3 separate regions of the Homo sapiens genome follow, and all the other regions are linked to region 1. Evidence: chromatin loops called from intact Hi-C (ENCODE). Cell type or tissue: B cell. All regions are shown on one strand.

Region 1 (8,000 bases):
AGTGCCATGCACCCTGCATGGTGTTTTACATGATTTCAATCAATGCATTTGACAGTCCTCTGAAGTGATGTTTCAGATGCTCTGAGCACTGCCCCTGCCAGCCCTCATCCACCGTTCCTGTTTGTAGGTCATGCTTAGCTTGTGGCCAGAGCCCATTGGACCCGGGTATGCCCAAGTGGGGCCAACCAGACCCTTTTCTTTGGTCATTTGCCCTGAGAGACTCAGAGCTCAGGTCCTATCATGTGTGCCTCAGAGCATCGTAGCAGGGTAAACGGAGGCCTCTGGAAGCTGGAACACAGAGAAGGGCTTGGGGAGGTGTTGAGAGTTATAGGCACTGGGTCTGGGGGCCGTCTGTCTCCCCCACGGCCCCCACTAGCTCTGCCTTGGGCCCCAGGAACTTCCTATGTAACCCACATTCGTCTCCAAGTGAGTGTCTGTTTCTGAGAACCAAATTAGTCCTCATAAAGTAGATATTCATATCTGCATTTCACAGGGGAGAAATGGAGGTTTAGGGAGGGTAAAAGACTTGTTCAAGGACATGTAGCTAATTCATATTTGATGTTTGTCAAGCTCCAGAGCTGTGTCCTTTACAGATGGGCTCTGGTGCCACCATAGTCCAAAGGAATAAAGTCAGTGTGGACTATGTGTTTCCCAGGCACCCTTCTCTGAGGTGGTGGCTGCCTCAGCAAGAGGAGGCCTAGGAGGTTGCAAAAACTGGCAAAGTGCTGACCTCACGAGTTCTCACTTCCTAGGCCGCTCTTCTGGTCCAGTTTAGATGAAATAATGTATGTAAAGGGCCTGGCATCCCATAAATGCCCATTAAATACATATGTAGGAAAGATACAAAAAGACAGAGATCATGAGCCATCAGCCGAGGTTTAGACGCAGAGCACAAGAGGAAAATGATGCTCTGCGGGGCCAGGGCTGGCAGGAATTGATGTAATTTAGTAGTAAAAGTAGCTCTGCCTTGATGTGAAAGCAAAAATGGTTCTAATTGTTTGCCGAAAGGATACTCCATTTATTTAAAGAAAGAAACACTCTCCTGTCATTAACTCTAATAGGGATGTGTTGTTAAGGCCCCTTTATAGTGACTCTGAACAACACAATGGACAGTGTATTCAAAAGCGGTGTCAAAAAATTCAGAAGCTGTCATATGTCCATTTCTTATAGCGAATTTGGATAAAAGTTAAAGCTCCATGGGGAGCTATTCTTTTCTTAGAAGGATGTAAGTACAAATTAATAATAACGATTCAGAAATATTCTATGTAGAGCAGGTGCACTGCCCACCGCCTGCCCCCACAACACTGAAGGTCTCCTCAGGGGCTGCCAGCAGGATGCCCATTGCTCTGGCCTTAGGAGGCAATGCCAGTTGCTACCATCTGGGAAACTGACTTCTAGCAAAGGCCATTGAATAGTCTGCTACTCACTCCCCTGGAGAGGAGAGGTCTGGCTTTCTCCACTCACCCAAGGGGGCCTGCTGAAAGGCATTTTAGCTGATGGGTTAATTCTGAGCCCCAGAGAGTAGAACCCAGCTGTGAAGTCTCAGTGGCTCCCTGCAAGGTGGCTCTTCCTATTAAGAGGAAGACCTGGGGCCGCGCCCCTCACGCTGACTTCTCACACTCCCACTGCAGTTGTCAGGGAGTATTACCCCAAGGAGCTGGGAAACAACTGTGATCCAGGGCCCAGTTCCTAGGGGTTCTGATGGGATTGGTCTGAGGAGGAAATCTGGGATCAGGAAATTTCAACGTGTAGCCTCGGGAGAGAACCACTGCCAAAGATGAAGTTCTCACCATTGCCCCCAACCCCTGAGGAGCTGACTGTCCCTAACAAAAACGCAGAAGCAGTACTAGGGATTTTTGTAAATAAGTAGATTTTAGCTGGTCTTATCAGAAAAAAAAAAGGAACTATGTGAGATGATAGATGTGATCATCTGTTTCACCATAGTAACCATTGTTCAGTCTGCTTGTTTCTATATGTTTCTGTGTGTCTATATCATCCTGTAATATCATGTTATAAACCTCAAATATGCACAATAAAATTCATTTTAAAAGTAAAAATTGAACATGCATTACTTTTAAAATAAAAGAAAAAATGCAGGCATGGGACACTGGGGAAGAGATTTTGCAAAGCTAGAATTGATTTTTCATCTCCCACGAGCAAAGTGAATAATTGTGCCAGTGGTCACAAGTTCTTTTCTTCATCAAAGAGAAAAAGGATAATCTATTTTCAGCATCCATCCACACATCCATCCATCTGCTCACTTTTCCCTCCCTCTCTCCTTCCCTCCCTCTCTTCCTTTTTTCCATCTTTCTGTCAATTCTTTACATCCATCCATCCATCCATGCATCCATCCATCCGTCCTTCCATCTATCTATCTTTCTACCCATTTATTTATCTATCCATCCTTCCTGCCATCCTTTCTTTCACCCTTCCTTTCTTTTTTCTTTCTTCCTTCTATCCTACCATTTGTCTATCCATTCTTCTATCCTTCTGTCTCACCCATATATACTGTGTTCACAGCTGTGCTGGGGGTAGAGAAGCAAGGCTGGGCAGAACATGGGGCAGGGATCTGAAAGTCTTTTGTTTCTCCTGGTTCTGCACCTCCTAGTCAGTTGGCTTTGGGCAGGTCCCTTAATAAAGCTGGGTCACAGGCTATCTGAGAAATGGGGGCATTGAACTAAAAATCTCAAAGGATCTATATTTCTAGATGTCTATGGATTTAGAAGACATGGACCCTGCCATCAAAAAGTTTGCAACATAGTTGGAGATACAAGACACATAAATGTAGCAAAAATATTTTGAGAGCACAAGTATCTCACTTAAGACAGATTCAGGGAAGAATCCCCACTGGCATGGCAACTGTTTTCCTCCAAGTTCTAGGGATATTTTATGTGCAAAGATGCCTGTCCCTGTGGAGCAGCCACAGCTGAATGTGTGACTTGGGTGGCTTTTGCAGGGGTGTTATAAGCTTGTGCTGTTGACCAGAAGAATCCAAAATCTGGAAATAAAGCCAAGGGGATGAAAGAATGTTTCCAGAGTCATACAGGAGCTTTGCTTCACAGGCTTGCCCAAGGATGATCTACTTTTCAGGAGGATGGGCCGTTGTTTGACTGCCATTTACTATTGAGGACTCAGATTCTATGGCATTCCATGTTATATTGTAGATGTTTGTCCAGTAGAGATGCAAATGATTCCCATCTAGTGAAAAGATAATCCACCGATTTATTGCCCTGTAGGACATGAACCGGTTTTGTCACAAACATTGAAAAATCGATTTCAGTGTGCCTTTCCCAGTGGGCTACATAAATCCCAGTGCATCAAATGCCATTTGACTAGCATTATTGACTCTCTGGCTCTCTCCTTAAGTGATGAGCTGAATAAAATCAAGAGCTTGCATTTGAAGGAAATCAAAATATTCCTCTCTAAAATACTGGGCATTTTAGTTAAAGTTAAAACACAGGGATATTCTCTGCCCTCCTATCTTTATCAGCTCAGAAACAGAGCTCAGAGACAGCAGTGCCAGAGGACCCAGGAGTGGACTTCACTCTTCCCATTAGTTTACTTTCCCTCATTTTCCCACCTTTTGGAAGCCTGAAGATACTCTCTTTCTTGTCTTGTCACTACATAGGATTTTTAGTTCTTTAGTGCTATTTAAGCAAGACCCCAAAGCCACTGCCTTGAGAGGGAAATCCTTTTGAACTAAGGCCTCTCCCGTGTGATGGGTACAGCAAGGTTAGTAAACTTCTGCTTTTCTCTTTCGTTAATCTGACTTTCGTTTTCAAGAGAGTGTCTCCACTAAGAATCTAAAAAGGCAAAGAAATTATGTTTTTCCCCTACATGTTCATTCTATTTTGCTTGCAAGCCATGGTTTTAATTTCCTTCAAAATTTCTCTTGGACATTGCTGGTCCACTGGTCCTGCCAGCCCCCTCTGGACATGAGCGTGCAGGAGAAGGCACAGCTCTGGGGAGGGAGGGGCCTTGCAAGGCCCACAGCTGCTCAGCAGCCCAGGCTCTCACAGAGGAGCCACCAGCCCCTCCCCTTAGCACAGCTTCAGTGCTCAAAAGGGCCCTGCTGGTGCGTGAAACTGGGAGGGAAGGTGCCTCCGACTCAGAAGCTCGGTTTAGCACTGAAAATCAAGCAGACACCTGGGACCTGGAAGAGCCAGGTGTATCAGACTGTCTGGCATGAGCTAGGCTTTTTCCTTGTTCCCCAACCTGAGCAGCCCCATGGTGGTTTTGTGGTAGAATAAGAAATATAGGCCAGGTGTGGTGGCTCACACCTGTAATCCCAGCACTTTGGGAGGCTGAGGTGGGTGAATCACCTGAAGTCAGGAGTTTGAGACCAGTCTGACTAACACAGTGAAACCCTGTCTCTACTTAAAATACAAAAATTAACCAGGCGTGGTGGTGTGTGCCTGTAATCTCAGCTACTCAGGAGGCTGAGGCAGGAGAATTGCTTGAACCTGGGAGGTGGAGGTTGCAGTCAGCCAAGATTGTGCCACTGCTCTCCAGTCTGGGTGACAGAGTAAGACTCCGTCTCAGGAAAAGGAAAAAAAAAAAAGAAAAAATATATATACAGGTTGAGTATCCCTCATCCAAAATGCTTGGGACCAGCACTGTTTCAGATTTCAGATTTCAGATTTTTTTCTTCAGATTTTGAAACGTCTGTATTATACTTACCAGTTAAAGATTTCTAATCTGAAAATCCAAAACCTGAAATTTTCCAATAAGCATTTCCTTTGAGTGTCATGTTGACACTCAAGAAGTTCAGAATTTTGGAACATTTGGATTTCAGACTTTTGGATTAGGGATACTCAGCTTGTATTTACTCTGCTGGCCACCATGAAAACCTCCATTAAAAACCCCAATGGACATTGTGCTGACAGCTTCTGGGTTGGTGAGCACAGGGGGGTGCAGGGAGGGTGGTGCACCCTGGGGAGATATGGTGGCCCCGAGCAGCTTCCTCCAGACCTTGCCCTGGGAATCCCTTCCATCTGGCTGTTCCTGAGTTGTATCCTTTGTAATAAACAGGTAACCTAGAAAACAAACTGTTTTCCTGAGTTCTGTGAGCCCCTCTAGGAAAGGATCAAACCCGAGAAAAAGGTTGTGAGAACCTCCATTTGTAGTCAAGTTAGACTAGTGTCGCGGGTAGCCTGAAGACCCTCTCCTTGCAGTTGGAGTCTGAAGTTAGGGGCAGGCTTGTGGGACTGAGTCCTGAACCTGTGGGATCTGTGCTGACTTCAGATCGAGCCAGAATTAAATTGAATTGTAAGACACCCTGCTGGAGAACTGGTCAGTGGGGGAAAAAAACAAAACCCACACATCTGAGTCACCGAAGTGTTCTGTGTTGACTGTGGTGTCAGAATTGAAGGGCTCTGGAAGTGTGGAGAGTGGAGAAAATGGTTTGTGTTTTCCTATTACACACCCACTCTGGAGGTTCTTAGGGTTTGCAGACCAGGAAGCAGAGAAAACCCTTCACATGGAAACCATTCCTGCCCATCCCTGGCTCCTGGGTGGTGGGAAGGCCCATTGCTAATGGGGCCAGGGTAGGCATTTTGAGTTCATTTAGCTTAGCCCTTAATGGAATCTTACTCAGACAGTCCTAAGCCCACCGGCAAGGCAATAAAAGTTGTCCCCACCCCTATCAAACAACTCATAGCATATTAATTTTGACACAAGGTAACATAAGTGATAGCAGAGATGGTGGGCATAAAATGGATGAAGTCCCCCCCGGGACAGCAGTCTGATAGTTTGAGGTAGGAGGCTTTACCATATTTATGTACCTGTCCCAGCAATTCTACTTCAAGGAAGCTATTCTAAGGGAACAACCAGAGATGAAGGTAAAGAATTTAGTAGTCATTGGAGTGTTAATTATTACAAAAATTGGAAAAAGCCAAAATGGTCCACAATAGGGGATTATTTTAAAAATGGATGCTGAGCCGTAAAGCAGAATGACATATAGCCATTAAAACTTAAAAAAAGAGAATTTTTAGTAAAAACAGAAATATTCGCTCTTAAAAAGCCCATCAGATGGACGTGGTGGCTCACACCTATAATTCCAGCACTTTGGGAGGCTGAGGTAGGAGGATCTCTTGAGCCCAAGAGTTTGAGATGAGCTGGGGCAACATAGTGAGACCCTGTCTCTAAAAAAAAAAATTAGAAAAATTAGCCAGTGCGCACCTGTAGTCCCATCTACTTGGGAGGCTGAGGTGAGAGGACTGCTTGAGCCCAGGAATTCAAGATTACAGGGAGTTATGATCACACCCCTGCTCTCCGGCCTGGGCAACAGGGCAAAAACTGTCTTTAAACAAAAGCCATCATAGGGTGCAGCAAACCACCACGGCACATTCTGCACATGTATCTCAGAACTTAAAGTATAATAATAATAAATAAAAAAGCCCATCATAAAAATCTCTTTATATAAGACGATCCCAATCTCCTCAAAAAGAGTTTCAATGTGCATGAAGGAGATGAATGGGAAGGAGCTATGAAGACGTCGTATCTAGAAAGCGAGAGAGCAGGGGGTCTTTCTGTCCTCAGATACTTTTCTCATCTCTAACGTGAGTACACATTCGATTTATAACAAAAATAAACACTGTAGAAAGGTCTTTGTTTTAAAGTCTGAAATATCAAAAGTATCCTTGTTTTTGAAATGTCACCCGCAGCAGGCCCTTCCTCCGCATCTGGTGCCTCTTTCATCTGCGTGTGGCTGTCAGAAGCAGGCCTTGTTTGAGGAATTCTTATGTAGCCAGCCTGGGGGTGTCCAGCCACCCAGGCCCTTTGCTGCATTGGCCACTGATGGTGAATTAATCCTCAGACTTGTGTTACTGGTGACAAACGATGATGTCACGTGTACATGGACACAATTTTAAGGGAGATCAGGCCCAGCACTCCCTTTCATCTTCCTCCAGCCCTTAGTGCCTCATGGGTGTCCTCAGTGGCAGTGGTACTGTCCCCAAGCTCCAGGCTATCTCCTGCTGCCTTTTCTGTTTGCTGTGCTTCTCGCTCTTTCCTGCGGCACCTTCTCGTCCACATATCTCCCCTGTGCTGTCCTCCCCTGACCACACAGGCCCAAGACAGAACTATACAGAAAAGAGCTCTGACTTCACCAAGCCCAACCATTTGTATTGCAAAGATAAAAGCAAAACAACTTACTTGGTTTCTGAGTCTAAAATATCTTTCTTTAGATCAATGGTTACTTTACAGCTTTCTCCAAGAACAATGGTGTTGGAGCCTTACTTGTTTAGGTTATTTTCTAGAATAAAGGAAGCATCAACATCTAATAGTCACTCACTAAGTCTCTGTAACACAGACAAGCCAAGGTCAAAGAGAATGCCATAACAATAACCACTTCTTAAGCAGTTCCTCGGTATCAGGCTAGATATTTCATAAAATTATCTCATTTTATCTTGTAATAAAGGAACATCACCTCCGTTTTCCAGATGAGCCCACCAAGCTTCTGGTGGTTAAGAAATTTGCCCCAGGTTATAAACTAGCCAATGGTAGAGGCAGGATTTTAACCCAGGGTCGTCTGCCCTCAACCTCAATCTTCCCCTGATGCCTCCTTACAATACTTAGCAGGATATTAGGGGTGAATGAAGAGCTTCTAGGCATGGCAACCACCAGAGACTTCTCTTCCCTGCCCTGCCAAGCTCTGAGGGCCTCCAAGGGTTAAGGAGCAGCCTCCCTTCATCACCTAGAGGGTCCCAGCATGCTGGAGCCCTTCCAAGTCTAGTAGCAGCCATGGAACGCCAAAAGAAGGGGAATGTTTCCCCTTGCCCCACTCATCCCATGTCTCAGCCTGGCACCTGGAAAGCAGAGCCTGGGACTAAATCTTATCACAGTACAAGCTGTGATCCCAGGGAGCAGAGCCAGAGAGGGGGCCTGACTGGGAAGAAGAGAAGGAGAGAAAGCCACACGGGGACACAGTCTCCATATGCCACAGCTATGGGCAGCTGAGGCTGCGTTCCCACGGGAGGCTGACACTGACCAGGGGTTGC
Region 2 (8,000 bases), 200 kb before region 1:
AAGGGGCAGCTCCAGAGGCCCGCTTGTCTTCTTTCCTCCAAGCAGTAATGAGTCCCCATGGAAACATGCAGGGAAATTATGGTTACTTTCATCTCCTTTTTTACCTGTAGAGCAAATTTACAATGTCCCTCTACAGATGCTCCTGGACTTAGGAGGGGGCTGTGTCCCAATAAAGCCATAGTATATTCAAAATATCATTAGTTGAAATGCATTCAGTACTTGATAAACCCATCGTAAAAGTGAAAAAATCGTAAGTTGAACCATTGTTAAGTCCAGATGCTCCTTGACTTAATGATGCAGTTATATCTGGATAAATCTGTTGTTAATTCAAAAAATGTCAAGTTGAAAAGTGTTAAGTTGAACCGTCTTAAGTCAGGAACCATCTGTATGGTGATAGCTTAGAATAAGTAGTTTGTGCTGCTCATCTTATCTAAGGTTTTAAAAGCTACTTAGTGATGTTTTCATTTGTTGGCCAGTGATCTTAGTGTTGTAGAAATTGACTCTTTTCTTGTTTTATAAATAAGTTATCTGAAACCTAAAGATTTAAAGTGGTTGTGTTGTCTAAAACCTACTGGCCTTCTTACTACCCCCAGAGCTCTTTGCAAGAGGCTGTCTAGCTGCATTTTCACTACTGAGAAACTGTGTAAGTAGTTCAGAGCATGGGCTCTGGGCTCAGACTGCCTAGGTTCAAGTCTTAGCGCTGCCAGTTATTAGCTGTGTGACTTTGGGGAGGTCACTGAACCTCATTTTTTGCCTTTGGAAGTGGAATTATTTATTTAGTAAGTGATAATTAAATGAATGAACAAGTATGAATAAGTAGTCCACTTACAAAGCCCTCACCCTGCCAGTATGATCAAGGACTTTGTGTTTTTGTCTGTTTTTCGTTTTGTTTTGTTTTTTTCTTTCCCTCCCAATTACCTTGCTGTAAAATTCACAGACACGCCATTCTACCTTCGGTCCTTGAGTGTTGCTATCATCTATAAAATGGTAAAATTTAAGATGATCACTTGTCAGAAATTTCTGAACTATTACATGAAAAGGATCATAACTTTGAAGAGTAGCATCGTCTGAGAGACAGAAACAAATTGCCTCTTTAGGAATGTACTTCCCAGTGGTTGCCTTCGTGAATCAGTTCTTCTGGTTAATAAAATATGTCCTCATTAGAAACTGTGTTTGCAGAGACACATTAACCCTTTCAGGTTATCAGGGTAGCAATAAATGATCAGCCAAATTCCAGGCCTGTCTGCTGATGCTCTACCACTGCTTTGGTTTTTTTCTACTTCTTAAAAGTAATGGCAAAATACATCTAGTATAAGGTGAATTTTACCAGCTTAACTGTTTTATGTGTGCACTTCAGTAGTAGTATATACATTCTTATATTGTGCAGCCATCACCACCATCTGTTCCCAGAACTGTTCATTACTACTGCTTTTTAGTTTCAGTTACTAGGGTTTCAAACTCTGTTCAGCCCACATTTAGTTGAAACCTGAATGGATGTGGTAAGTGTGAAGAGAACCTGTTCCCCCAGCCTTTTAGGTTGGTTTGATATTAGTCTGAGTCTCTTCTCTGGAAGTTTGGGTGGAGCATCAGATACAGCCAGGTTGGAGCTGGCTGCCACCCACACTCCTGTGCTCCAGATTTTAGGTAACCCTGAACTTCAGGGGAGAAGTGCATCTTTAGGGATGAGGACCAGTTCAACCATTCCAGGGCTGTTAGGAATTAAGTGCATATTGTGCTGTTCTTGACATAAATAAAAAAGGAATCTATTAAATGGCAATCATGAAATCACTTCTGCTCTTGGGTGATATGATGTGATCTAATTACTAGTGTAGGCTTATCAGTGGTCTGTTTTGGTAGTTTCAGAGCCTGCCTGCTGCCTTGCTCTGGGGTGAGATGGGGGTCATAGTGTTATGGTGAACGTAGTTGTCATTGTCCCACAGGGTTGGCATAGCTTCCAAGGTGATTGACGGTGTAGAAGAATTTGACACAATGGGCAGGCAGCTTATCTTCTTATAAGGTTTTTAAATTTAAAGACTCCAGTTTTTTAAAATGCCCCTGGTAAACATGTAAGCATCATTTACTGAACAGCAAAGCCAGCCTTTTGCTTTCATGGAGTTTTATTCCAGGTTTGTGTTTGCTTGAGTTAGCTTCTATTTCCCCAAAATACAAACTTTAAAAATATGAGTATTTAAAGGTTTGACTTAGTAATAAAATTATATTTTAAAAGTGAATGTCGATTTTTTTCTCAATTTGGAGGTCAGTTTGAAATTACTTGTTAGTGCTTCCCAAGGCATTGTTGGCAGGTGGTGCGGCTTGATCTCTGCCCCCAATTGTTCTCACAGAGGTTTGCCTTTTTCCTCAGGTGACCTTATATCCAGCTGTGAAAAGTCTGCTGCAGGAGGGCATTTACCTCATCCTGGACCTCTGCATCGAGCCTGACGTCCAGTTCCTGCGGGCCTCGCTGCAGCCGGGAATGAGAGACATCTTTAAGGAGCTCTATAATGACTATCTCAAGTACCACAAGGCCAAACATGAAGGAGAGAAAAGATATACGGCCTAAGGCTATGGGACAGAAGTGCCGCCAGTGACACTGTCCAGAGGCTTTGGCTGCATGGTCTGAAAGAGCTGGAGAATGAAAGACTTAAGATGTTCTAATTCGTAGTATTGGTATACATAGAAAATCCTTTGGGGTTTATGTAGTATATTTTGATGTATTTTACATCGTGTTTTTCTTACTATTTTTTAATACATAGTTTTATGCAGTAAGTATTGCAATAGAATCCTGAAAATTGACCCTGGGATGAGATTAATTCAATAGAAAAATTGCTGACTCTTGGGACCTTTCTGTGTTTGGTTCTCGTCTTGGCTCAGTGGTTTGGTGTTCCCTCGTCTGCACTGGAAACTACATAAAACTTGGCTTTTTACTTTGGGTACATGGGCGTATAATTCAGCCCTGTTTAAATATACTTGCCTTTCAAATTCTTCAAGTAACATGGGAAGTATTCTTGAAATGTCACATTTTCTGCCTTCCCTCTAAGTATGCTTTCTGAAGAAGTCAGGGAAAGTTAGAGTCTGTGGCCTGAGGTGTCTGCTCTGGGTGGCGATAGTGGGCACCTCAGGCAGGTCGGTGACGTTTAGCACAGGTGCCAGGGCTCCTGCCTGCTCCTCCTGTGTTAGCTCTGTGAAGTTCATTTAGGAATTTTTTTTTCCTATGCAGTTTAAGAAATAATCCTAATTGTTTTTTCTTATTACCTAAGCAATATATTTTTATTATAGCAACCTCAGAAAAGAAAAATAAAAGGATAATTTAAAAAACTCATTCATAGTCTCAGTTACCCAGATAACCTCGGTTGTCACCTTGGAGTATCTTGTTGTAGTCCCTTTACTATGTGTATGTATATAGATGTGCATATAAATATATATAGTAGCTAAATTGGATCATAAATGCATTTTTTTAAAGTTACCTTTTTTCCTGTGTAATATTTTAAGTAACTCTGGGTCAGTGAAAACATTCGACATATATTTTTTTTGGCTGCATAGTAGTCCATTGAGTAGATATTGTTGTTTTATTTAATAAGTACACCATGGTTAGACATAGGTATCTGTCCAAATTCCCTTTTATAGATGGTGCTTGCAGCTGAATTATTTTCAGAAGATGAATTCTCATGAGTTGTATTATTTGTCAGAAAACCACATCATTTTTAAAGGATTTATATAAATATTGCCAAATTGCCCCCTAGAATATTACTAATTTATTTTCCTACTAGTGAGTCAACTTTAATATTATTGATTTTTGTTTCTTTATGCTTCCTTGATAGGAGAGAGATGTTATTCTGTTTTGAATTTCTTTAATTACTAAGAGATTATACATTTTTCACATTTACCATTTTTATTTCTTATGTAAATTATGTTTATATAATTATCTTTCTTCTGTAATAGCACATTTCTCAATTGGGATATTTACCATTTTTCTTATTCACTGTCTTTGGGGGAATCATGTTGGAATTCCCTTTTTAATTAGTTCAAAATGCAGACTTTTGAAGTTATTTGAAGGATCATCCTTAAGCAAAGGCTTTTTTTTTTTAACACTGTATTTTCAAGCAGATGTGATTGGAGCAGACAATATAAAATGAATGTCTTTGATACCTAAGAGAAATGGCCCTTGTTTTACGCCCCACATTTGATTTTATTTCCTGTGCTATCTTGTGGGGGCTGGGGGACAGTCCTGCCTTACGCACTGCACATGTCATCTGTTCCCTTCCCTTCCTCATCTAGACTGTGTGTGCAGAGGGCCTTTCGAAGCTCTGGCCACCAGAAATGTCTTCGGCTGGTCTGGCATCCTTTCGCTTAATGCTTTGTGTTGACAGAATTTTGTTTCTGTAGTAAACTCCCTGCAGGAGCCTCGAAGAGAGTCTGGTGGCGCCATTTCTTGTTCACAATTGGAGATGGGTGTTGGTGTGAGCGGGCGACCTTTCAAGGACACGAGCTGTAAACAAGCGGGAGCTAAAACACGGTCTTAGGTTTGCCTCTGGTTCAAGTGCCCAGACCGGAAGCTAACTGTCTCCAAGGCCTTCATGGAGCCATGGCTAGTTTTTCCTGTGCTGAAAGTTCTGAAGGCCAGAGGTGAGGGGACCATCCTTTCCCCCTGCCTTGGGAATGCTGGGTGAGCTGACGAACGTGGAGCAGTTCATCAGGCGTCCTGGTGGTGGCACTGCAGGGCCTTTCGAAGGGAGTTGGCAGCGGCTGCCAGGTAGTCAGCCTTGAAGGAAGGGAAGGACGAAGAGAAGGCTGGGACTCCACCTCCTCCCTGCACAGCTCTGAAGGGCTCTCTGCTGTGTTCCCATTTCTGGGGAAGCAGTCACAGGTTCCTCACAGTCATTTCTATTTGAACTCTAAACGCTCCTCAGCAAAGAATTTGTTTTAACTCCATTTTGCTGATTCATAGGGTAGAAGAAACATGTTTCTGGCTGGCAAATATGGAGGCTCTGTTGTTCATTTTTATCCTGTTAGAATAGACCTCACAAGCAAAGAGAGTTGGCCCAGCCAGCTCTCCACATGGCAGAGTTGGGGACTCAGCTTGGGGAACGGCAAAATGCTGGGCTTCAGAGAGACTGTCCCCACTGGACTTGCTGTGGCTCCAGACCCCCATCACCTGACAGATGTGCATGAATCACCTGTCTGTACCAGGCACGGAGACATGGCCCTGGTCCTCAGGGAGCTTTCTAGTAGAGGACATTGACAATGAGCCAGGAAACAAATAGGCCAGGGGGTGATCGCGGGGTTGGCAGCAAAGCAGACAAGTTCAGTGGCTGGAGAAAGAGGTGATATTTGAACTGAGACCTGCCTGGGTGGTGAGAGGCGCCCCTGGAAGGGCCTGGGGTGCTGATCCTTAATGCCTGCACTGAATCCATGTGGCAGCCTGGTTTTGGCTGAGGGCGGACACCTGAAGGGAGGGGTGGGCGTAAGGGGAGTTGGGTGAGAGAAGGCTCAGCGGGGTGACTTTGCCTGGGATGTTGCCTTGGGCGGTCCTGGACAGTAGTACATCAGGGGGCCCCCAATGGCACAGACAACACACAGCCCCGTTCTCGACCTTGCCCTGCTTGTGGACCACAGTGGGTGGGTCTCCTTCACAGCCTGTCTTCTGCAGCTTCCCGGACTCAGCCTCCTACAGTAGCTGTGGAAACTGCCCAATGTTAAGGAGTGATGTGAAGTCTCCAGAAAAAAAGACAGCAAAGAGGGGGTGTCTACTTGAAGGGATTTGGGGGAGTTTTTTTTTTTTTCGGTTTCTCTTTTTCATTTTTCTTTGGAGACAGGGTCTCGCTCTATTGCCTAGGCTGGAGTGCAGTGGTGCAATCCTAGCTCACTGCACCCTCCAACTCCTGGGCTCAAGCGATCCTCTTGTCTCAGCTTCCCAAGTAGTTGGGACTACAGGTGCACACCACCACAACCAGCTAATTTTTAAGTTTTTAGTAGAGATAGTCTCACTATGTTGCCCAGGCTGGTCTGGGACTCCTGGCCTCAAGCAGTCCTCCCTTCCTTGGCCTCCCAAAGTGCTGGGATTACAGGTGTTAGCCCCCGCACCTGGCCCTGGTTTCTCATAACTCATAGAGGTAACTTTGATTTATTGCCGGCATGCCAGGCTATAGCCTGAATTCTTTTGTCTAATAAGCTCATACGTTTCTGCTTTATGTCTCATAAAAGCCGCTGTAGAGGCAGCAGCAGTGTCGTTTTTGATTCCTCATTCCCTTGTGCAACTTCTGAACACTCTCCTTTTTTTTTAAATTTTACTTTGTCGTTTACCTTTTCCATCTCTTCCAGCAGACAAGTTCAGTGGCTGGAGGGAGAGGTGATATTCACCCTTTCCCCCTCAGCCTGTATGTCTCTCGTGTCTCTCTAATGGATGTTACTTCTGTTGCCCTGTGCTTTCTTGTCCCCACGTCCTTCCAACACCATTCTGCCATCCCCACTCACTGACTTCTCTGCCCTCCCTCCCTGGTGTGTCTGGGCCACCTCTCTCAATCACTCCTGCTTGCTGGTGACCTCTCTTCTTTCCCAGTCTTCCCTCTTGTTTCCTGCTGATATTTTTTGTAGCCTCATGTCCACACTGGGGACCCTTCTGAAATGTCCTGACCCCACATTCCCAGGACTGCCACCCCTGCCCATCTGCCATCGCTGATGTGAGAACTCACACTTGAGCCTCCTTGTTGGACTCTTCTTGGCTTCCCTTGCTCCTTTTTTTTAAGAGGCTGGAGTACAGTGGTGTGATCCTAGCTCACTGCAGCCTCCAACTCCTGGGCTGAAGTGCTCCTCCCATGTCAGCCTCCCAAGTAGCTAGGACTACAGGTGCATGCCACCACGCCTCGCTAATCTTTTTTAAGTAGAGATGGGATTTCGCTCTTGCCCTGGCTGGAATTGAACTCCTGGGCTCAGGTGATCCTCTTGCCTTGGCCTCCAAAGTGCTGGGATTACAGGTGTAAGCCACCGTGCCTGGCCCAATGAGCCTGTTTGTAATGTCCTTTCTTTGGCCTGCCCTGTTGTCCCTCTACCCAGCTTGTTCCCCGTTGCCACCATGACCACTGTGCCTCACTGGCATCCCTAGGTCTGTCACCTCCTTCCTCGTCTTTGGAGTTCCCTGATTGTCCTGCCCTACCCTTAACTCCAGAGCCAGCTCTGTTGAGGGAGAAAGGAATGGAGTCATGGGGATTGATTCTCTACAAAATCCTGTTCTCTCTCTTCTGCTGGGGTCACCTATTGGGAGGAAGATCTCTTTTTTCATCAGAGGGAGAAACATCCATGAGGCAGCATAGCTTTGGGATGTTAGGAGCTTGTGGAGACTGGATTGTTACAATGGTTTTAATGTGAAGTTCTGGTTGATCGTAGAACATAAATATTTGGATGAGAGGAAGGAAGAGGTTTGTGAAATGCTCCAGAAAGAACACAACTAGTAGTAGTGGGAGTGGTTTTTCATTACAAAGGAGGATTGAGGGGATGTGACTCAGTAGACCAGGCTCAACGGAGGTGAAAGTGTGCTGGGGCCTGGGGCGAGAAACACACTCAGAAAAATGAGGCCACGGGAAATCCCAGCAGTAACGCCTGGCCGGCTGCCAAGGTGGTGATAAAGAAGCACCCACAGAAACACAAATCAGTGCACGGCCCTGCGTCTTCCTGTACCTTAATGTCATGCTAGAGGGCATGGCCAACTGTTTCCCAACTATGGCCATTTCAAAGACTCAGAATGGCTGTTCTTGTGGGGACAGATGTGGGTGCCGGTGCCATTCAGTGTCTGGTATTCTCTGACTTGGCATGCAGCCTGCACTGGTATTTTCTCTAAGCCCTCTTTGAGCTTTATAACAGATTAAATCAGGCACACAATCTCTTCCCATCTAACCATAGCCCTCTGTCTCTCGAGTCTCTGCTATCACTTTCCCTGCTGTTTATAGACACACACAGAATACTCTTAATTTATCTTCAGTCTCGATCCTGTTATCCTCTCACATTTC
Region 3 (8,000 bases), 270 kb after region 1:
TGCTCGATGTAGGGTTGCCACAGACCTTCAGTTTGTAAAAAACACAGTATCTGAAGCATATCAGTGTGAAGTGCAGTGAAGCAAGATATACGTGTCTGATGAAAGCATCCGCCTCACTCTGTTCTGGGCAGTGTCATATGGAATAGCTTCGCTGCCCTTGGAATTGTCTGTGTGCTCCCTGTTCATCCCTCCCAACCCCGATAACCACTGATCTTTTTACTGTCTCCATCACTTTGCCTATCCCAGAATGTTGGAATCATTCAGTATGTAGCCTTTTCAAATTGGCTTCTTTCACTTAGTCCTATGTATTTAAGGTTCTTCCATGTCTTTTCATGACTGGAGAGCTCATTTCTTTTTAGCACTGAATACTGTTCCGTTGTCTGGATATACCACAGTTAATCCATTTGCCTAGATGTGTCCATCATGACAAAGGACATCTTGGTTGTTTCACATTGTAGCAATTATGAATAAAGGTGTTAGGAACATTTGTATGCAGGTTTTTGTGTGGACATAAGTTTTCAACTCCTTTGGATAAATTCCAACGAGTGCGCTCACTGGACTGTATAGAAAGTGTATGTTTAGTTTTGTAAGATCCTGCCAAACTGTCTTCCAAAGTGTGCAAGCCTATTTTTTGACCAGGGCGGTTAGTCACACATAGCAGCCACATCTGTTGTGGTGCCTTCCTGGGAGGCCCCTCTCTTTTATAGTCCCATCAGTGCCACCATCTGCAGGGTCACCAGAGTCCCTGTAGGGCCAGAAGCACAAGTATGGCTGGTTCCTTATCTCCCTGGAGCCCTGGCTTCTTCCCACCTCTCTCCAGCCTCAACTATTTTTTGCCTTTGCCCTACGGGGACTGGCTGTCGGTTCTTCCCCGCGTGGCTCCTCCCCGCACTGTCTCGGTGGGAGCATCGTCCGGCCTTCATGCCCTGTAAGATGCGGTTCAGATGGCACCTCCTCTGTGACGCCCTTCCTCTCATCCTACTAGCCCAATTAAAAAAAGTTATTATAGTAAAGTTCAAATATATGTAAGTAGACTCAATAGTATAATGAACTCTGCCTGCCCCTCACCCTGCCTTTATCCGATCAGCCTATGGTCAGCCCTGTCCTGTCCATGACCACCCTGGAAATGGGCCCCAGAAATCATCTTATTTTACCTATAAATATTTTAGTGTGTGTCTCTAAAAGATAGTTTGAACTCACAGTACCATAAATCATACTTAAAAACAATTAACAAGTTCCTTAAGGGCATCCATATTTAATTATCGCTCAAATCTCCATTTGGTTCCTAAATGTTATACCTGTATTTATAATTTTTCTTAATTCAGGATTTATATAAAGTTACCGACTGTGGTTGATTCATACAACCTCTGGTTCTTGGAAAATCGGAGTTTTCTTTTTTCCCTCTGCTTTTGGTCATTTCATTGACTTGTGCGTACAGGTTTTTGTGAAGGGAGCTGGGAATCGCCTTACTGTTTTCCAGCCTGGATTTTGTGGCTTGCGTCTCCGTGGGGTAGTTTTCCATGTTCCTCCGTGCTCTGTTTCCTGCAAATGTGAAGTCGGGTGTAGAGCCTTGATGAGATTCCCATTTGATTTGTTTCTTCCTCTTTGAGGGATGGGCGAGGCTGCTCGCCACGTGGGGTCTGTGCTGCACTCTTGGACCTGGAGGCACAGGGCACTGGGTTTCTGTGGTGGAGGCAACCATTGATACTCAGTGTCTGTATCTCCTAGTTCTTTAGGCTTTCAACATTGTAACATTTTAATTCTATCTGCGAGTGTAATTTCTTTGCTAGGCTGTTTGTATAAAGAGAACTCCCCCCACCCCCACTATTTGTTTACCTGGTGGTACTGTCCATGGGGGAAAGATAACACCCATGTCAGTTTCTTCCTTTTATTTATCAGTTTCTAGTCAGTGGTAACCAGATAGGGCTTTTTGCTTGTTTGGTTTTATGGCATTATGTGGACTTACACATTTGCATTTCAGCTTATTCCAGTTATTATTATTAGGGTTCACATTTTCCCAGCTTTGGTCAGTGAAAGCTGCTTGAGGTGGGCCCTACATCCCATTGGCGTGATTGTCATGGCCTTTGAGGACCGTGTTGCTGTATACTGTGGTAAGATTCCCGGGGTCACATTGTCTGTTCCTGCCCCAGACCTGGAGTCAGCCTTTCCCAGAGAGCCCTGGTTCTCTGTGCTGGGAAGCGTTTGCGGTTCGCTATTGGGCTCAGGGCGGCCTGCTTTCCTGTTCCTCCCCTGTGCCCTCGGCACCTGGCCGGAGCATCTCCAAGCGTCTGCCACCATACACTGCAGTCCTCACTAGCCTCTTGCATGCGTTGGGGGTGGGGGTGGGGGTGAGTGGGCGGTGTTAAAGGCTACACCTGGGATTCTCCAGGCCTCAGCAGCTGGTGTTGTAAGGTTACATAGTAACAGTGTTAACCAGCTTGCCCTGTCTTTTCTCAAAGTTCCACCCATTCAGTTCCAGGGGTCCAGGACGTGCCTATCAGGAACAGCCCTTGGATGCCCTTGGATGCCTGCCTTGTGGATGTCATCTGCTCCCATGTCAGCCATCTCCAGGGCTCTTCCCGAGAAGAGGGCAGTCCCCGCCAAGGGTGTTGCCTCTCAAACCTGCCAAACTACAAACCCTCTTGGTACCTCCACACATCCCTGGAGTCGGCTTTGGGGAACACTGTGTTCCATGTCTAAGTGGAGTCCCGGGCCTCTCCCCTCCAGTGTCGCCTGTGCCAGCTGGACACGAAGCAGCAGATCAGTCATGAAAATGGCTGCTCAGCTCCGATCTGCCCTTCCTTCCGCAGGACTCAGGGACGCACAGCTCCCCAGGGCTGGTCACCCAAACAACAGCATTCCTTTCTCCTCGGCCTCTCCCCAGGCTGCTTGGGAGAGAAAACTTCCCTCATCCTCCTCCGCACACACTAAATGCCCTGCCGGTATCTTCTTTCCAGTGACTGTGGCCCCAGGTCGTCACACATGGCCAGACACAGCTGAATCTCAGGCTAGATCATGTTGGCACTGCTTCCACCCCTTGGATAAAATAAAATTCCCAGTGACTTCCTTAATATTTTGATAGGCTGAGTGGCTTATATGCAAACTTTGATGTAAACACTAGGCCAGAAATTGGTTAACTGTGGTTTAGGACTCCTAATCTTTCTCCGGATTTATTGAAAACATGTCTTAGAATGGTACGCACCAAGTGGTTCTCCCTGGTACTGCATCCTGCTGGCCACGTACCCTTTCCTGATGCTCCTCTGAAGGGAGGATGTTTAACGCAATGATCTCCAGCCAGTGTCCAAATGGCATAGAGCCACTTCCTTGTTGACATTCCCTGGGATCTGGAGGTCACTTCCAGCTCTTTCCTCTTTTCTGCAAGAGCCATGGTGCTGCACCTGCCTGCTGTGTGCTGGCACATGCCTGTGGGGTTGTGAAGGCTTTGTATGGGTCCCTGGACCACACCTGAGGAGGCGCTGTCTTAGTCCCGTGGCGGGCGGTGGGGCAGGCTCCCTGCACTGGAGGAAGCACCAGCAGGCTTTTGTGCGTGAACAGACAACTCTGTTGGCTTTCCTGCCCTCCCCTGTTTGCCTTCTTGATTTTTCCCTTCTCTTTTTGTTTCTGTCTCCATCCTGGTTGCATTCCCTCACTCCCCTCTTCTTTGTCCCTGCCAGGTTTCTGATGGGTTACTTCTTTGAGGAGGAGAACCCTACCACCATTCCAGAATACTCAAGGCAAGGTTTGAGGGGAGAATTAGGCGGATGTCCATTTCACAAGGCTTTGTTTTTGCCGAGGAGAACATCAGTGTCTGCCTTTAGTAGGTTGCCATCATCATAAGCAATAATAGCTGACTGTAACTCAGGGACTGTGCTGGGAACTTTCCATGCCCACGGAGTCAGTCCCTTCAGCAGCCCCAGGAGGATGAGTGCTTTTGCATACCCCACTTTGCATAGATCCCAAAAAGGGGACATTGGGACATTGGGAGCATCAGTAACTTGCTCGAGGTCACACAGCTAGAAGAGGGGAGGAGGGATTTAGAATGTATTTATTTATCTTATAACGTTTATTTTTTGATATATAAATTTATATTTCCCTTTGTAGTTTATTTAAATACTGTTATGCTTTTTTTTTTTTTTTTTTTCAAGGGACAGGGTCTTACTCTGTTGCCCAGGCTAGCCTTGAACTCTTGGGCTCAACCATTCAAGCCTCAGCCTCCCGACTAGCTGGGACTGTGGGTTTAGAATTTGAATCCAGTGTTCACCCTTCCTCCTGAGCGGTGCTGTACATTATGAACAGGTTGTTTGCCAGGAACTGGGATAATGCCATTTTCCTCATAAACCTTTGCCCCGCAAGCATGGGTAGACAGACAGCTGGTGCTTTCCTTGGTTATATTTGGCAAACTATATAACCAAACCAAACTTGATTATATTTGGCTAGTGGACCAGTTCTTTTGTAGTTGGTTAGAAAAGAAAAGATATCGCTTTCCCTTGAAAGAATTCATTCTCCATGAGATTGAGGTTCAGAAAATCTGTTAAATAAATCCCAAGCCCTGAGGCCTCCAAATCAGTGGCTGCTCCGCTGCTCCTCTCTCTCCCTCGACCTGGTCTCTCAGTGACCCCCTCATCTTTTCAAATCATAGCATGTTGGGACAAGTGTTCCAGGGAAGGCCTCTGTCAGTGTTTAGCTTACATTTCTTGGGTGTATCTTTTTGACAAAATTTTCCCCCCAGGGATAAGGAAACCAGAAAACCACAGTGGATCAGCGTGCAGGAATGCATAAGGGTGGCTCTGTGTGTGTGTGTGTGTGCATGTACATACGTGTGTGTGTGTGTTCATCCGTGTGTGTGTGTTTTCCTTCAGAGCATTTTAAAGGTCTCAGCTATTATTAACATGAATTTATTATCTATATTTAGGATAAGCCCACTAAGGATGATTTGGGATGAGCTGTGAATCTGTGGTGTATATATAGATCTCTGCACACGCGTATAGTGCATATTTATGTCTGCACGTACTCCTGGGCGTTGACATCTGCCTGTGGAATGCAGACATCTCTGTGCAGGGTTGTGGCCTGTCGTCTCTTGATTGGCAGTTGAAGTGTCCCGCATCCCCTTGTTATTAATAACTTGCTTGGGGCTACATTGAGTTGGGGATGTGCAGTAGTGATTTATCAAGACATTGTTATAAAGACACAAGGCTGGTTGTAATAGTCTAATCAGAACAAGTGTATTCAAAGTGGCGAGTTTCAAGCATGCTGTTTAGGAGACTTCACACTTATTTTCAGCGTTCAGAACATTGTTGAACCTCTGCTTTTGGCATCGTGGTCACAGCTAGTCTATGAGCCTTAGGAGAAATTATACTTGCCATTTGGTGCCCACTGTGAGTTTCTGACCAAGAACAAAATTTCCAAGCTTGATCACCTGCCTTATTCGTGACGCTTGGCTCCAAGTGGTTGTTAGCTGTTTCCAAAAAACAAATGTGCTTTAGAGGATGAACATTATGCTGTTGTCTCTGGGGGCCAACCCGTTAGGGGAGTTCCAGAAATATTTTGAATGATGACAGCATCATGGGAATACCAAGGGTCTCCCCAGGGGACTACTTTGAAGAGGGGCACATGCAGGTTGGTCATGTCTTTGTGTGAGTTCCAGGGTTCGAAAATAACTGACGTATACTGGTTGTGTATGTCTGTGTGTGTGTTGCCCGCACAGCTAAGTTTAGACACCGAGCTTTGGAGACCTCTGAGAGCCGACTCCACCTTTGATTTTCAGTTGTCTTTCATTTTGTACCCATTTGGTATTGTCTTGCTTGAGCCTTTGTGGAAATAGACCTTGACTTCATTTCTTAAGTCTTTTTTACTTTCTACGATTATGGAAAGGAAAAATATATATTTTATTTAGAAGGCAACAGGTGTACTTATGTTCTTCTCCTATATGATGGGTAGTGGAAATGTTTTAATTGCCTTCTTTTGTCTACTTTAACCTCATGATCATTGCCTTTGTTTGCTAGTCTCTCAGCATGCGTGGTTTTGAAAATGACCTGCACACTTAGCAGATGTGATACAGAAACCAAACCCCCGAACCACACTGTCAGGGGACTCTAAAAATGTGAAAACACCTGGTTTTGGTTTCTTAGTCATTCTGTTTATTTGGTGAACTCTGTAGCTTCAAACGTACAGCTTTGACCACTTAATGAAAGCATGTGGATAGTGACGTGAGGATGACCTGAAGATATGACTCCCTGTCCTTTGGACTAAGTGGCCTTTAAACCAGTCACGTGCCTGGCTCAACTTTAAAAAGAAGTAAAGACATTGTCATTAGATCTATACAATGTCAAGAATATTACCCGGCCTGGATTTAGGTGGAAATGAATTAAGTGCAAGTACTGATAGGTACTTTCTGGGGGTTAATTTTATTATTTTCTTCTCTTTAATTTTGATGTAGACATGGAGACAGCAGAGGGAGAGACACCAATTCTTAAGCATGTTGTGTGCTGGTGTGTTGCAAAACATTGCTGCAAGAGCTGTCTATCACCCGCAAGAGCCCTTCTGACCTGATCTGTGGTCGTACTGGACTTGTGGCAAGCTGGAATGTCCCCTTGTCACCAGTGGCGTGTTAATGTTACTAAAAAGCAAGGAAAATATAATTGAGTTCTCCCTAAATCTACCTGTGGCATGAAAAAATCTCTCAGGTTGCATCATGTCCAGAAATAACTATGGTGGGGCCTAATGGGAGTAATTCCCTGGCTCCAGGTATTTGGAGGAGGCAGGCAGCACTTCTCATTGGAGTGATTTGGAACCAAGGCAGTACATTTTCCTGCTGTTCCTGAACAATCTGAAGTTTTGCAGATCCTTGGAGAAATAAAAGCCACAGTCTTGGAACCTCCCACCTTCTTTTGGCCTGAGTCCTTCTCATGAATTCAGCAACCAAAATGGAGTCATGGGGACGGGTGGGACCTGCCGTGATGGTCCCACCTGCATTACCCCCATGGCAGACTAGGGTGGTGTGGCCTGTCTGGGAATGTGGTCTTTCTCTCTGAGAACCCAGCTATGTGGTTAGTAACTCAGGATTGTGGCCCTGTGGTTACTGTGCACTAATCAGCCCTCCAAACACTGGAGGAGCACACCCTGGTGTCTGCACCGCTGGCTGTTTTCAAGAGTGTTGTTCTCTTCCACCAAACAGCCTACACTCAGCCCTGCACTCAGATTTTGCTTTATTTGTTGATGAAGCTGGAAAGAGTCCATTTGACGTGTAACCTGGTCTCCGCTAAGCGGTTGTTCTCTATTCTTGTCAAATGTGAAGGCTTCCCAAGCCTGGTTATGCATTGTTGGCTGCCAAAGAGGGCCAAGTGTTTGAAAGTGAATACCAGATTAGAGAATTCATAAATGAAGATGCAATAACCCATCACACAATTAGAGTGCAGGATCCCTTTCCCACAATCAGAGTAACAGAGATGGGACTAAGGAAGTTGTACAGGCCAGAGAAGGGAGGGGGCTGTGGGGAGAAAGAAGGAATAGCTGGTTAGAATGTCCCTGTGTTTCTCAAATTCTGCAGTTTCCTAGCGACCCCTCCCTCAGGAGTGTAGCGAGGCCTGGCTGGTGTTTGACAGCGTCACATATTTTAAATTAAAGGCAGAGTGAATAAGGAGAGATGAAAGGTTTACTGCGTTTGGATCGTGAGTCTTTCAGCCAAGATCGTGTCTTAAATTTTGTATCTTGTAATATCGTATCTGTGGGATTTCGTCAATAATGCTGACAAAATCTGAAGTTGTACAAAGGGATAGTGGGAGTTTCTCATCAGAGGTCATAGATTTTGGTGGGTAAGAGTGCTGCTTGCTTAGAGGGGTTTTGGCAGCTGCCTTCAGGCAGTGAGAAACTGTTAAGGTAGGAAGGAGAACAGACAACTTCGGCTTAGATGAGAAATTGTGAGCACTTTCCAACAGTGACATCCCAGTACTCTGTTTAAGTGAAAAGCTGAACTCTCTTAAAACTCTCTTGCCATGCCTCAT

Evidence for each region. Peaks named below come from ENCODE experiments on the same cell type or tissue, not always from the same donor. Only the 100,000 strongest peaks of a DNase experiment are listed, where the experiment ranks them.
Region 2: a loop joins it to region 1, with 4 times the contacts of the local background. A loop is called at or near these places in 17 of 110 quality-filtered maps.
Region 3: a loop joins it to region 1, with 4 times the contacts of the local background. A loop is called at or near these places in 2 of 110 quality-filtered maps.

Annotation. Positions count from the first base shown.
Region 1 is chr1:229,852,447-229,860,446 of GRCh38, forward strand. All of the region lies in intron 1 of LOC105373162 (a long non-coding RNA gene), which reads right to left. Among named protein-coding and RNA genes, the nearest start is that of LINC01682, 29 kb to the right of the region's middle. RefSeq lists a silencer at 5,309-5,504. In B cell, no CTCF peak of the experiment used is centred here; DNase peaks (open chromatin) are centred at 3,785 and 4,015; H3K4me3 peaks cover 938 bases; H3K27ac peaks cover 3,191 bases.
Region 2 is chr1:229,656,738-229,664,737 of GRCh38, forward strand. URB2 (URB2 ribosome biogenesis homolog) reads left to right here. Exons shown (of 10, transcript NM_014777.4): 10 at 2,363-3,463. The coding sequence ends at 2,560. Among named protein-coding and RNA genes, the nearest start is that of URB2, 34 kb to the left of the region's middle. In B cell, CTCF peaks have their summits at 4,674 and 4,876; DNase peaks (open chromatin) are centred at 4,734 and 7,604; H3K27ac peaks cover 869 bases.
Region 3 is chr1:230,117,827-230,125,826 of GRCh38, forward strand. All of the region lies in intron 1 of GALNT2 (polypeptide N-acetylgalactosaminyltransferase 2), which reads left to right. Among named protein-coding and RNA genes, the nearest start is that of GALNT2, 55 kb to the left of the region's middle. RefSeq lists enhancers at 5,305-5,434, 5,445-5,654 and a silencer at 6,396-6,690. In B cell, CTCF peaks have their summits at 3,200 and 3,402; DNase peaks (open chromatin) are centred at 75, 3,225, 5,535, 6,085 and 1 weaker place; H3K4me3 peaks cover 1,292 bases; H3K27ac peaks cover 2,561 bases.